2 separate regions of the Homo sapiens genome follow, and region 1 is linked to region 2. A link is a contact called in ENCODE Hi-C or POLR2A ChIA-PET data. All regions are on one chromosome and are shown on one strand. Each heading gives the region's core, a stretch centred on a gene start or an enhancer-like site at or near the end of the contact. The rest is flanking DNA. Distances are from core to core; before and after follow the strand shown. Region 1 overlaps LOC105377923 (a long non-coding RNA gene). Region 2 has its middle 160 kb from the start of LINC02836.

What was found. A loop is a pair of places that touch in the nucleus more often than their neighbours do. ChIA-PET counts read pairs that join two places held with the same protein, here RNA polymerase II (POLR2A). Pooled maps may share reads with other maps.
Region 1: a loop to region 2 is called in a pooled map, with 3 times the contacts of the local background. The contact joins two enhancer-like sites. A Hi-C loop is called at or near these places in 1 of 168 maps with a recorded cell type or tissue (K562), 2 of 37 single-sample maps with no recorded cell type and 4 of 50 pooled maps. POLR2A ChIA-PET finds 5 or more read pairs at or near these places in 5 of 52 experiments (MCF 10A, OCI-LY7, Panc1 and 2 more).

The regions. Positions count from the first base shown.
Region 1 is chr6:105,829,498-105,835,775 of GRCh38, forward strand. LOC105377923 (a long non-coding RNA gene) reads right to left here. Exons shown (of 3, transcript XR_001744275.2): 3 at 268-696. Among named protein-coding and RNA genes, the nearest start is that of LINC02836, 200 kb to the left of the region's middle. Within about 2 kb of position 2,959, at least 2 of the 41 ENCODE cell types and tissues checked have a DNase peak (open chromatin) inside an H3K27ac peak, as active enhancers do.
Region 2 is chr6:105,791,640-105,798,129 of GRCh38, forward strand. No RefSeq gene overlaps it. Among named protein-coding and RNA genes, the nearest start is that of LINC02836, 160 kb to the left of the region's middle. Within about 2 kb of position 2,807, at least 15 of the 41 ENCODE cell types and tissues checked have a DNase peak (open chromatin) inside an H3K27ac peak, as active enhancers do.

The DNA of each region.
Region 1 (6,278 bases), core at 1,709-4,208, 38 kb after region 2:
AGAGACGGGGTTTCACCGTGTTAGCCAGGATGGTTTCGATCTCCTGACCTTGTTATCCGCCCGCCTCGGTCTCCCAAAGTGCTGGGATTACAGGCATGAGCCACCGCACACAGTCTGCTTTCATAGAGCCTACAAGCTAAAGAACGGCTTCCCATTTTTAAGTAATTGAAAAAAATCAGATAAAGATTTTCATAATATATAAATTAAATAAAATTATGTTATATAAAATAATATATAAATTATTTAAAATTCAAATCATTGGCCTTAAATAGTTTTCTTGGAAGAGAGCCACACTTATTCATTTACTTCTTGTCTATAGCTGTTTTTGTGCTACAACGGTCAAGTGTTCTGACATAAACCACATGACCTGCAAAACCAGAATAGTTCTCTCTGATGCTTTACAGAAAAAGTTTGCCAGCACCTGCACTGCATAAAGTCTGGCTGTTCCCATCCTACAGTCTGAGAGCTTCATATGTCATAATGTACTCAGTATAATTCAAATGCAATATCATTAAAAAGGACAAAAGCAAACATTTATATTGGATTTTGTGGGACAAACCTTATTCGAAATGTTCCACCATGTTGTCCATACGTAATATTCTAATGGATGGGCGTTGTCCATATGTAATATTCTAATGGTTCGGTAACACCAATACTTTAAACTTTCAAGCAACATCTCCAAATTTCCTCTTGCATCTAGAAGAGACAAAAATTCTTGTTCAGAGAACACATGCCTTGATTTGGGGCTAAGAAACATGCTGACTGAGCCTTGGTGCTCCTTACACTTAGATTTAACCTGAAGGTAAAAGTCTGATAGAAATAAGTAACCAGAAAAGCACAAACATTGAAGCACTCTCAGAAAAACTCAGCCCATTACATGTTTCTTTTAGATTATTAGAAATGATTCAGCTGCTCCAGTAACAATTTCTTTTGCCATGGGAAAGAAATCTACTCCACCTAACTGCAAATGTTTTTAAACTAAATTTCCTTCTCAAAGAGTTACCACATCTACTGTTAATAACATAACTGATTGTAAACTGTTTTTAAATCTTTTCAGATTTATTAGAGGTGGGGGGTAGGGAAGTTAGTCTAGAATGTAGAAAAGCTGCATTCTAGCTAAAGAGGTGAGTCTAACCTAGCCTTCTAGTTAGTCTAGAATGTAAAATGGCAGTCACAATGACAAGTTTCAATGGATCTCAATAGAGACTTAAGTGCCTTGCAAAACAAGACTGTCATTTCCAAAGTAGCATCCTGAAATGTTTAAATGTTTATGATAGAAACCACTCGAATCATCCCCAGCGAGTTTCTCAGAAGGGGCAGCTGGAGGAGGGAAGGGCAGCTGGAGGAGGGGAAGGGGCCGCAGGAGGAGGGGAAAGGGAGGCAGCTGGAGGAGGGGAAGGGGCAGCTGGAGGAGGGGAAGGGGCAGCTGGAGGAGGGGAAGGGGCAGCTGGAGGAGGGGAAGGGCAGCTGGAGGAGGGGAAGGGGCAGCGGGAGGAGGAGAAGGGGCAGCTGGAGGAGGGGAAGGGGCAGCCGGAGGAGGAGAAGGGGCAGGTGGATGAGGGGAAGGGGGAAGCTGGAGGAGGGGAAGGGGAGGCTGGAGGAGGGGAAGGGGGGCAGCTGGAGGAGGAGAAGGGGGACAGTGGAAGGAGGGGAAGGGGGGCAGCTGGAGGAGGGGAGGGGGCAGCTGGAGGAGGGGAAGGGGCAGCTGGAGGAGGGGAAGGGGGCAGCTGGAGGAGGAGAAGGGACAGCTGGAGGAGGGGAAGGGGCAGCTGGAGGAGGGGAAGGGCCAACCAACTGGAGGAGTTCATTATTAGATTATGTTTTAAAGGTAATAAATCCACTACCTTTTCTCAGATATTTAAAAGAACTACCATAGGAAATGGTGAAATAGGGAAGGACATTAGACTCAAGAGGGAATAATTTATTACAGTCTCAGAATTCTCTAACTCATCAGCCACAAAGTATATCTGAGGAGGCTCCATTCATTATGCAGGATCCATGTGATACATGACGAGTAAAAGGCGGGCTTCAACTCCCAAGGGGCCTGCATGCTTGTTAGTGAGACATGGCAGAACTTCACTCTAATAGGCATTTCTAAATGAAACTACTATGGAAAACATAACAGAAAAAGAAATCATACCCTGAAACCATATTATGAGTAGGAGGAGACTCAAACGTACTTTTCCTAGGGGGTTCTCAGTTGCTTTTGCTAATGAGGCAAACAGCTCTGCTCCATAGATTTTAGCTTCTGTGGATTGGAGAATGAAGCAGAAATTACTGTGTTTTTTCTCAGCTGCAGAAAAGGTAACTGAACTAGACAAGTTCTGCACCTAAGGCAGTGACTGAGCCTACAGACTCCGAGCACCAGGAAAATTGCATCAGTAGGGAAGAATCAGACAGCCATGGTGTGGATGGAGGACGAGATGAGCTGGGAGACACAAGAAACAGCACAGTGGGAGAGAGAGTGAGACTGACAAACCTTCTGTGAAAATACATCCACAGAACTGGCCAAGGACTTCTCATAGAGGGTTTTAACATCCACATTTTGTTGTGGCCAAGTTTCCAAAAGGAAAGTTTAAGGAAGAGAGTGATTTTTTTAAAATGTGTGACTAGATGTCTCAAGGGAACACCTCTTCCCAGTGTAACTATGCTCTCTATGTACCAACCACAGACTTGTCCAGATGAGCTCTCGGCCTCTCACCTAGTTTTCCTCATTGTCAAGAGCACCCACTTAAGTGAGAGTTTCCCAGGAATTATGGTCTGTGGTCTTGAAAAAAGGCCCAAGGAACACCCCCGATAGAAACAGACAATTTGGGCCCATTAGGCTCTTCTGGCTCAGGAGAACATGGCACGCTGGCCATTCCACGCAGTCTCTACCTTCTCCCTTCAACCTAGGTCACACACAGACAAGCTTCCCTCATCTGTACATACCACAGACTTAACTTTCACCGCTGAGTAGGGGAGGATTTCTCAATGCACCATTGCCCTTTGGCAATTCCCTGTTGAAATATGTATTTCTGGGCCTGCATGTACCTTAGGGTTCATGCACTTAGTGATTCTTTCTGTTTTATAAAGCTAATTGCCTCTGTAGCAATTTCTACACCCTTAGGTGCCACGACAGTCTATGTTTTTGGAAATGTGAGCACTCACTCAAACTGACTTCAGAGCTATAATTTATGGAACAGATTGAGTCACTGATCTCAGTTGGCCGCCTTTGTCCTGGTGCACTTCCTTCTTTTCTAAAGGGAATTTTCTTTGAAGAAGAAAAAAATCACTTTTAGATTACTTGCTGTAGAACATTTTTGAAAGGGAGTTTTCTTGGAAAATTATATAAATCCAATGGTGAAGTTCTCATAGAGCAAAAAGTCTGCTCTTAGATATATGCTGTAAACATTTACAAAGAGCCTACAGAAAATCTTACATAGTGGAGATTGTTTTTAAGATATTTTAATAGAAAAAAATTAACCCTTAATAAAGTTGATTTGGGGGTCTACCACTACCTAGTCCTAGCCATTTAACCTCTCTGGGCCTTACTAGCCAACAATTATAAAACAAATTAGTTGGATAACATAATTGTATTTTATCGTGCTGAGAATAAATATAAAATGAAAAATGTTTGTTTGTTTGTTTGTTTGTTTGTTTGTTTCCCGAGACAGAGTCTCGCTCTGTTGCCTGGGCTGGAGTGTGATGATGCAATCTCGGCTCACTGCAACCTCCACCTCCCAGGTTCAAGTGATTCTCCTGCCTCAGCCTCCCAAGTAGCTGGGATGACAGGCATGCACCACCACAGCCAGCTAATTTTTGTATTTTTAGTAGAGATGGGGTTTTACCATATTGGCCAGGCTGGTCTTGAACTCCTGACCTCAGGTGATCCACCCAACTCAGCCTCCCAAAGTATTGGGATTACAGGCGTGAGCCACTGTGCCTGGCCGAAAAATGTTTTTAATACTACAATTAAATATGTATTCTAGTAAGATTTTTAAAATCCTGATTTACAAACCTACATAATAGGAGGTAAATACAAATGTTATATGTCAATTTATATAGGAAGAATCCTTTTCATAGCCAGTTGATGCAGGAATCTCTCAAAATGTGATCTAATTCACAAAATTGATCCAATTCACAAAAACTTACAAATGTAACCACTGGAGCCCTCAAAGTGCTTGAATATGATGCCTTTAATGTACACGTCGATCAATACTTTAAAATCTATTGGATACATTGATGTCCTGAGCATTTTCTAGACATCTAATTTAATCATCACTAACCTAGAATTTACAGATAAACTGGGGGTCGACTGGATGACTGCTGTTTAAGGTCACACAGGGAGTGAGCTGGTGCCAAGGTTTGAATCCCACCTGAGGCTGACATAACTATTCACTACTAACTCTTCGTGCTTTATACAGTTTGGTTCCTGTGAGTCCTTATTTTGTCACAAAAGGAGATCTGATCAAGTTTATTCATTCTTTTAAAATAGATTTTTGTTTTAAGTTCCTTCTTCCTCCATTCCCTCTCCCAACTCCTTTCAATTTTAATGTTCTTTTCCCTTTTGTGGCTGGGTTTGATTCTACACAGACTTCTTAGGAAAATTGTGTTCGTGTAAAACTGAAGAGTCCAAGGGCTTCCTCACTGGAATAAGCAGGTCTCATTTGAGGGTGGGGAGCTCTTGACGAGGGGAAGTGGCTCACTTCAGGAAGTCCTGAGAACGGATTTTCTTATGTACATGTGCAAGTTTTTATGTATCTGCATACTTTACTCTCTTTAGTTGATGTAAAATGTTATGACTATTGTTTTCTTTTCTAAAGGAAGAGTTTCACCTGCATTCTATCTCACTTACTAAATGCGAGCAATCACCAGATCTCTTGTAATTCTACAAAAGCAATTAATCAAAATGGTGACTTCCAAATTGTTGTCTTCCCAGTTATGTCTATAAGCAAATTGAGACCTGCCAAATATCAGTCTCAAAAATGCATATTTTTCCTGCATGCATAACTCCTGCACTAACGCTGTGTCTTGAGAACAAATGGTATGCAGTGCCAAAGCCTTAGGAAGGTCACTTTTTTTTTCATTCTCATGTTTTCTTTCTAACCTACTACTCATAGAGTCACAGGAACTTCTGAGAGCCTTCTATTTTAGACCTATATATTAGATGGTTACTAATTACTTTGAACTGATTGTTTTTTCCTGTTGAATATTCCGGATTTCTGATTGAGCAATATCTTGAAATTCCAAAAGTTGGCATGCTGGTAGTTTCCTTATGTTCCACACATTTTCAAGCACATTGACAGTGACTGTTCCCTGTTTCCAGAGGATGAGGACAGTGGTACCATGTTCCTTCATCAGCTTGCACAATCAGCCCAATTGTCCTCAGATGGATCGTTCACACTGTGGCAGATTGTCTTGACTGCAAGTTCTTCTCTTGGCTCTGAAATCTTCTGCTTAAACAAGTTATTTCATTGACATAAACAGGATCTTCTTATCCTGGCCCAACACTAACTGGAAGAAAAACCTTTTTAGGATTTGTCTTTCTCTGCCACAGAGAAAGTGTGACCCCAGAAGCTTGAAATGGGCACCATTTTGTAAAGCTAGGCCTCAGCATTACTCCGAAATTCATGATATCTTGGGAACCAGGTGTGCAGTCAAAAATAACAGCTTTTATTTCTGTAACTTTTATTTCTGTAGCTCTTATTTCTGTTCACTTAGAGTGAACAAAACTCATTTACATACATTATTTCATTGATTCTAACAATAATCCTGTGAGGTAAGCAGGACAGAAACTTATTGCTATTTTTCAGATAAGGAAACCAAATTCAAATAAATTGTTATTATTCATAAAATGATAGTAACCGACACCATATAGGGTGTTTGGGGCACAAAGCGCTTTCCTATGCATGAACTCAATCGTACTGACAGCAACACTGCAAGGAAGTCAGACAAATTATCCCACTGTTTCAGCTTAAGAAGCAGATGAATAAAGGGATTCCTTGTTAGGATTTCTGCTCACAAATGTTTCTACAAAGCTCTTTGCAGAACACACCCTCTCAGAAACTGCCCCTCCTGGTGGGCAGCTTCAGGGAGTGCTTGCTGCAACACGTTCTGCTTGCTAGTTCTGACCCCACCCTTCCTCCCACTCACTCCCAAACCCACCGTCAGCCTCAACGCAGCTGTGGAGAACAACTCAATTCGATATATTTTTATTGATAATTTGAATAAAGGTAACATAAATAACATGACTTAAATTTTGGAAAATAGACAAAGAAGAAAAAAACCAACAAGAA
Region 2 (6,490 bases), core at 1,557-4,056:
TTTGTATGAAGACATGATTTTCACAAATATTTAAGTACATTTCTTATGCTGTAAAGGCTCAGTTTCAATAACAGCTATCTTTGTTAAGCAAAAGTTGAGTTATGAAACTAAAAGTACAACTTTCCAAATGATGTGGGATTTCCTGTTCTGTGTTTTACAGGGCCTTGTCCCAGATGGGCAACTATTTATTACCATATGACCAAGCCAAGCTTTGATTACAGTTATTAGGGCATGAAAATATTGGCTAAGCCAAGGTCCCTGTTGTGAAAGATAAGGAGCATGAAAATCTAAGAAGTCATGGGCATGATCCTTCACTCATGGGTTCTAATAGTTAAGAAGGCTGAGGGTAATTTAAAAAAAAATGAATAGAGCTAAAAATAGGAGGTTAAATATTACCTTATTGATGAACGTACCAACTAGACTTCCCTGCTGATATTAGGAGGTCATGCTGAGGCCTGGACTTTGATGCAATCGCAGGGCTGACCCAAGGCATGAGAGAAGGAAAGCAGGTTCTCCTCCCTGGGGCACCACCCGTTTGTGCTGTTGGGCTCAATTTCAGGTGCCTGCCTGCCCCACTGCCCTGGCCCAATACCTGTGTGATGCCCAAGGCCTGAGATGGAACCTCCCTCTAGAACCTTGCCCCTCTCGATGCTTTCAGACTTACCTTCACTCTCAAAGGGTTTCTCATGTCTGTGAAATTGCTACTTCTGGAGGCAGGCTTCCTGTGCTTCCTGTAGGTGACAGTCAATTGATCAATTGAATCCAAGGGTCTCACACTGAAATGACCACCAGGGCCAGGCAGAAAAAGTAAACAGTAAAATGGGCCAGGTGGGTTCTGTCACCATGGAGAGTGCCTGAACCATTGCATGGGAACAACGACCTCTGAGCTTCAGCTAGGTGTGACCTTATAGAAATAGAGATCCCAGTGTGGCTAGAAATTTTCATGAAAAACTGGAAATCTAAATTTTTATTTAAGATCTTGACTTTACATGTGTTGCCAACTAAATCAAAGTTATGTTCTTAGTTTTTAAATATGAGTTTGTTTTAAACTGGAAGTAGACAAAATAAAACATATCAACAGGTCATATTCAGCCAACAGGCAGCCACATTTTCTCCTCTTATTTAATGGGTGCAAAAGGGAGAAATGCTAAAGGAGGACAGAGTCCTCCTTGCCCCACCAGTTAACACATATGCCTTATAGGAACAGCCTGTTGGTGCCCCATTTTTCTTTGTTGTAAATCAAAAGGATCCAAGGATCCAAGAGTCTCACGCTGAAATGACTACACACTGCCTGACCCCTGCAGTCATGTCAGTGGGAGACCCTTGGATTCAAACCATCAGTCGACTGTTACCTGTAGGAGGCACAGGAAACTTGCACCCAGAAGCAGCAATTTCACTGACATGAGAAACCCTTTGAGAGTGAAGGGAAGTTTGAATCTAGTTCAGACTAGATTGGAGGAAAAGGTGATGCATGGCACCTGTGCAGAGGAGGAAAAATTGCTGGAACTGGGTCCTAAAAACTCCCTCTCATCTGCAATACGGACAAATCCAGCTAACCCTGCCCTGAAATGTTCTTTTGCACTGTAGCAACAGCAGACACCTATTGGTGCCCCACGGATGCTTCCAGTCCCTCCCCCAGGCATTCTGACAGTCTAGAGTCTCCAGTGAAGGGAGAAGAATGTACACCAGAGGGCAGGAAGTCGACACACAAGCCCAATGCCCAGATGAGGAAGTCATTTGCCCAGATAGGTCATTTGGCAAGTTGCTAACAAAAGATCGACACAGAGTTCATTTCCACTTAATCCAAAAGATTGTCACTAATTCAGAGAATCCTGTTTACCCTAGGAGGGACTTGGAGATCATCTTCCCTTGCCTCCCCATTTTTCAGATGGGAAGATCAATGCCTACAGAGTCTTCTAAACTCAGCAATATCAATATCACCTGCATTGCTTACTGTTCAGGACCAATGCATCGGGAAAATGTTTTCCTACCACCTAGCCTCCTCTATGTAAGTGCAGTTTGCTATACACGGCAGACCAGGCACTTCTCAGAAATGGGAAGGTCAAGTGATATTATCAGTGGTCAATATATCACTCTATTGCTGACTATAATATGAACACCCAATAATTGTCTCCATTTCAACCAGGAAACTGGTTGGGTGTGACAAATGTGCCCTTGTTACTCCAGAGGTCTCTGAAAAGCTTTGCTCTGCCATTCATGGCTTTTGAAAACCAGAAAATGACTCAGTTGGATTTGATTTAATTACCTTACAGAAACCACCTTTGAGGGCCAGACACGGTGGCTCACACCTGTAATCCCAGCACTTTGGGAGGCCGAGGTGGGCAGATCACCTGAGGTCAGGAGTTCGAGACCAGCCTGACCAACATGGAGAAAATACAAAAATTACAAAAATTAGCTGGGTGTGGTGGCACATGCCTGTAATCCCAGCTACTCATGAGGCTGAGGTAGGAGAATTGCTTGAACCCAGGAGGTGGAGGTTCCAGTGAGCTGAAATAGCACCATTGCACTCCAGCCTGCACAACAAGAGCAAAACTCCATCTCAAAAAAAAAAAAAAAAGAAAGAAAGAAAGAAAGAAACCACCTTTGAAACCAGTGAGCCTGTGAATGGCAAAGGGGAACTCCAGCAGTTTGGAAGGAGGCAGGAACAGGCTTTCTCTAAAGAGAGCCAGTCTGTCTGTGACCACGGAGAAAGCAAGGTCTAAAGTTCAGGGACCAGTTCATGAGATCTGCCTGGCAGTGCTGCTGCGGCTGGGGAAGGAGCCACTCTTCTTATGTAATGGGAAGGAGGCTTACAACACAGGCCACCAGGAGTGGCTCCCAGTGAAAGCGACCTGTGCTCTACAGTGGCTGTCTGCCATGGGAACTGGTTTCACAGTCAGGTCCTGCTGTGTTGGCATCACGTTTCACGAGGAGGGCTTTAGAGATCTTTCATTATTATTCCAGAAAGAAAGATTATTAATCAGGTCAGCACCAGTCCTCCCATTTAATCAGTGGAGAAACTGGGGTGAGCATTTGCCAGTTCTAGCTGCATTCTAAGGTGAGTGACTTTGAAGCATCCTGCCTGGGATGCTGCGGCCCAGCCCCCTGGGCCCAGCCAGGGTCCCCTAAATTGTGGCGAATGGTCAAATGTAAGAAGTGAGGGAGACACTCTAGATCTGGAAGGAATTCTTCTTCTGGTTTCAGGGATTTTTTTTTTTTTTTTTTTTGGTGCTGGGAAAAGGGAAGGGAACTGGGGTGGTCTCTACTGTTTCCGAAATGTAGATTTTTTTTTACCTTAAATTGTGTCAACCCAGAATATTTTTGCATTTTTAAAAATTATCATGGGACTATATTCTGCATTATGAACAATTTCCAAGTGTGACTTCAACTGGAAACTTTATTAGCTCATTCAGGCATGACTCGTGTCACTTAGCAAACTGCTGCTTCAGTGAAGGAAATAAATGTACTTTCAGGGGTGCACTGCGTCTGACACGCAGAGGAGTTCTTAATTCTGCCCACAAGGAACCGGCCTATTACCTATTATCACATGCTTAAAAGGAAGGTAGCAACTATTCAAGTCAAGTTTTGCAGTGAGGAAAAATAAAATGTGACTTGCCCTGTAGAATAAAACTATTCACATTTGTATAATAGACATTTAAAAAGCATTTTCACATAGCACAAACATAATACCAAGCATAATTTTTTTAAAAAAAGCATTTACTTAACATCAACTAAAGTAAAATATTTGCTTAATCTAAAAAAGCATTTTTATATATAGCTAATGTAATCCTCACAACCATCCTTGTTTTATAGATGAAGCACCCTAGGCTCTGGGGTGTAAAGTAACTTGCCCATAGCTTCTCACATGCTCATGTCAGAGCCTGAACAGTCCTCAACTCCAGTGCTCCTTCCTCCTCACCTCCACTTCCCCAATTAAAGAGGGAGTCAGGCTTTTTCCAACTAGTACTCATCTCTAATTATGAGACAAAATGCCTTCATCCCCCTTTCCCAAACAAGATCTTCCCCTGCTCTGAATTTTTGGTGAAATAATAATTCCATAATGATACATCTTCTTCCTTCACTACTCTCTCCCCAACCAAGTACAGTGCCTGTCTCCTATTGCAATGGACATTTGTGAAAGGAAGGATAGGAGAGAGGAAAGCAAAAAGAGGGTCAGGCAGGAAGGGAAGACTCAGAAAATTCATCTTTTCTCATTACCCCAGCAACTAACCAACCCTAAGTGTTTTGAAGCACTTAATAGGTGCTCTGTATTCCGCTAGGATATAAGAGAGGTGTCAGTCAGGGATCCCACCCTAAGGAAAATTATAATACAGCAAAAAGATAACAAAAAATGGATCAAGTAGAGAAGAAAACAATGTGAGACAGACCATTCAATGGGGAGATGAGAGCTGGAGAGAGGAGAGCAGGGAGCCAGGGGAAGGCTCTGCAGGGGAGGGGCTCTGGGGCAGCATGAGGCTGCCTGAGGTCCTGCCTAGGGCACCGAAGAAAGCGCAGGAGTGCAGGCTGACACAGGATCAACTTGATTCCTTGTGTTTTACGTGCTCTACGTGAGAAAGGCTGAGAACCCCAGAAGGTGACACTGGCTACTCTGTAGGCATGAAGTGACTCCGTGAGTCATTGCCAGAATGTCAAAGGGATTTCTTAGTCAGGAAACAGTCTCTGCCTTGGTGTTGATCAACAACTTAGACAAACAGAAGTCTAAAGAGCAAACAGGCCAGCACAGAACCCCGGCCCCTCGGACCAGGCCATGCCCCACTTACTGTAAATGCCCTTGGCCACACCCAGCCTCTCACCAGTGCAGTGAAGCCTGAGACTCCTGGACCTACGACTCTGCTCTTTGCCCAGCATTTCACTCAAGGGGAATTGACTGACACTGATCCAAAGCACAATGCACACACTAAGATATGTTCAAATAATAATAGTAACTTGCGGAGTGGATTTGTCACTTCCAGGTAAAATATACAAAAAGCTCCATCCACGACACACTGCGTAATTCCCATTAGGCAGAATATGACAGACATAACTTGAAATTAAAAATGACATTCTGCATTGGAGGAAAGGTAGCTTTCATGATTTAGACAGAAACAGTTTTAACAGATAATGTTTACCTCCTGTTGGACAAACTTGTGACCTTGAGTAAATGACTTAGTATTTTTGGCCTCAATTTTCTCATGAGTGTAATGCTTAAGCGGGGGGTAGGAATAATCTCTACACTTCCCTTACAGCTTTGAGATTCAGTGAATCTAATCTCTGTATATCCCTGAAGTAGAAAACAACACTAAAAGGCCTGTAATCTACTCATAAAGAGCATTCAGGTCCCTGAATATTTGGAATGACCAGTAAAGCAACATCAGCCTGCTTCTCAGAACTCTCAAATGGTAGACCATAATCTCTTTCCTTATAACTGAGATCAATCAAAAGACCTGGAGATCTGGCAATACTACGGGAGGGTTATTTTAGTAGTGTTTGTTTTCTTGAAGTATTATCAAGTCATTTTTGCCCTAAAAAAAAAATCGCCAAATAATTCTGCAACCAAACATTCAAAGTATTGGCAAAGAAAGAGATAGAGAGAGACAGAGAGAGAGACCCAGTCCTTAAACTGGAAGACAGATTTTAAGTCCACTTATTACTCAGATGACCTTTGATTCTCAATCTTCAGGACCTCAAAAGCCTTCCTCTCTTAAAAGGGGGAAGGAGGCAAGAAGAATGCCTTCCATGTCTAGCTCACAGGTTTGCCTGAGGGACACAGGAGATAGTTGGTGTAAAAGTGCTTCATAAAACTTAATGTGTTCTACAAATGAAAGGGATCATATTTTTTATTGCAAACCATTGTTCTTGTGACTGGAGGAAGCTGGATATATAAGCACAGTAATCGCTTAAACATGTGTTATAAACTTAAGCCTGAAAGTTAATGCCTTTAGCAAAGGAAACATTATTTTTATTATTACCATTATGGAGAGGACAAAGAGAATTCAGTGTTAATCTGAAGGAAACTCACCAGTGGGAGCTCCACCCTGAAAGGATTATTAAACTTGTGACAACACAGGTAACCAGACAACTAGAGCACCTCCTACTTTGAAGCAACACTGGTGATGATGGCATAACTCACCCTTTCCTTAGTATCGGGTGCAACTGGCACCAAGAACAACACCCATGCCCAGGTGACAACTGCGCCAATATGGGTCAGCATCTCACCTCCTCATCAAGAGTGAGCCCAGGACAGAGACCTGGAATGCCAGGGTGAAATCTCTACCTGAGGGGTCTTAGTCGCCCAAGGAGATCTACAGAAGAGCTGAATTCAACAGCTATCTGCTATCCCAGGCCAGACAGCTTTTCCACACAGAAACGAATACCTCTCTCATCTGAATTGGAATACTCATGACAAGTAGCCAGAAGAGTCATCGGTTAAAAACAAGGGTTGGGCTGGGTTTCTCTTGACTTTCTGCATGTCTTGCAGGGCAGAACTTTT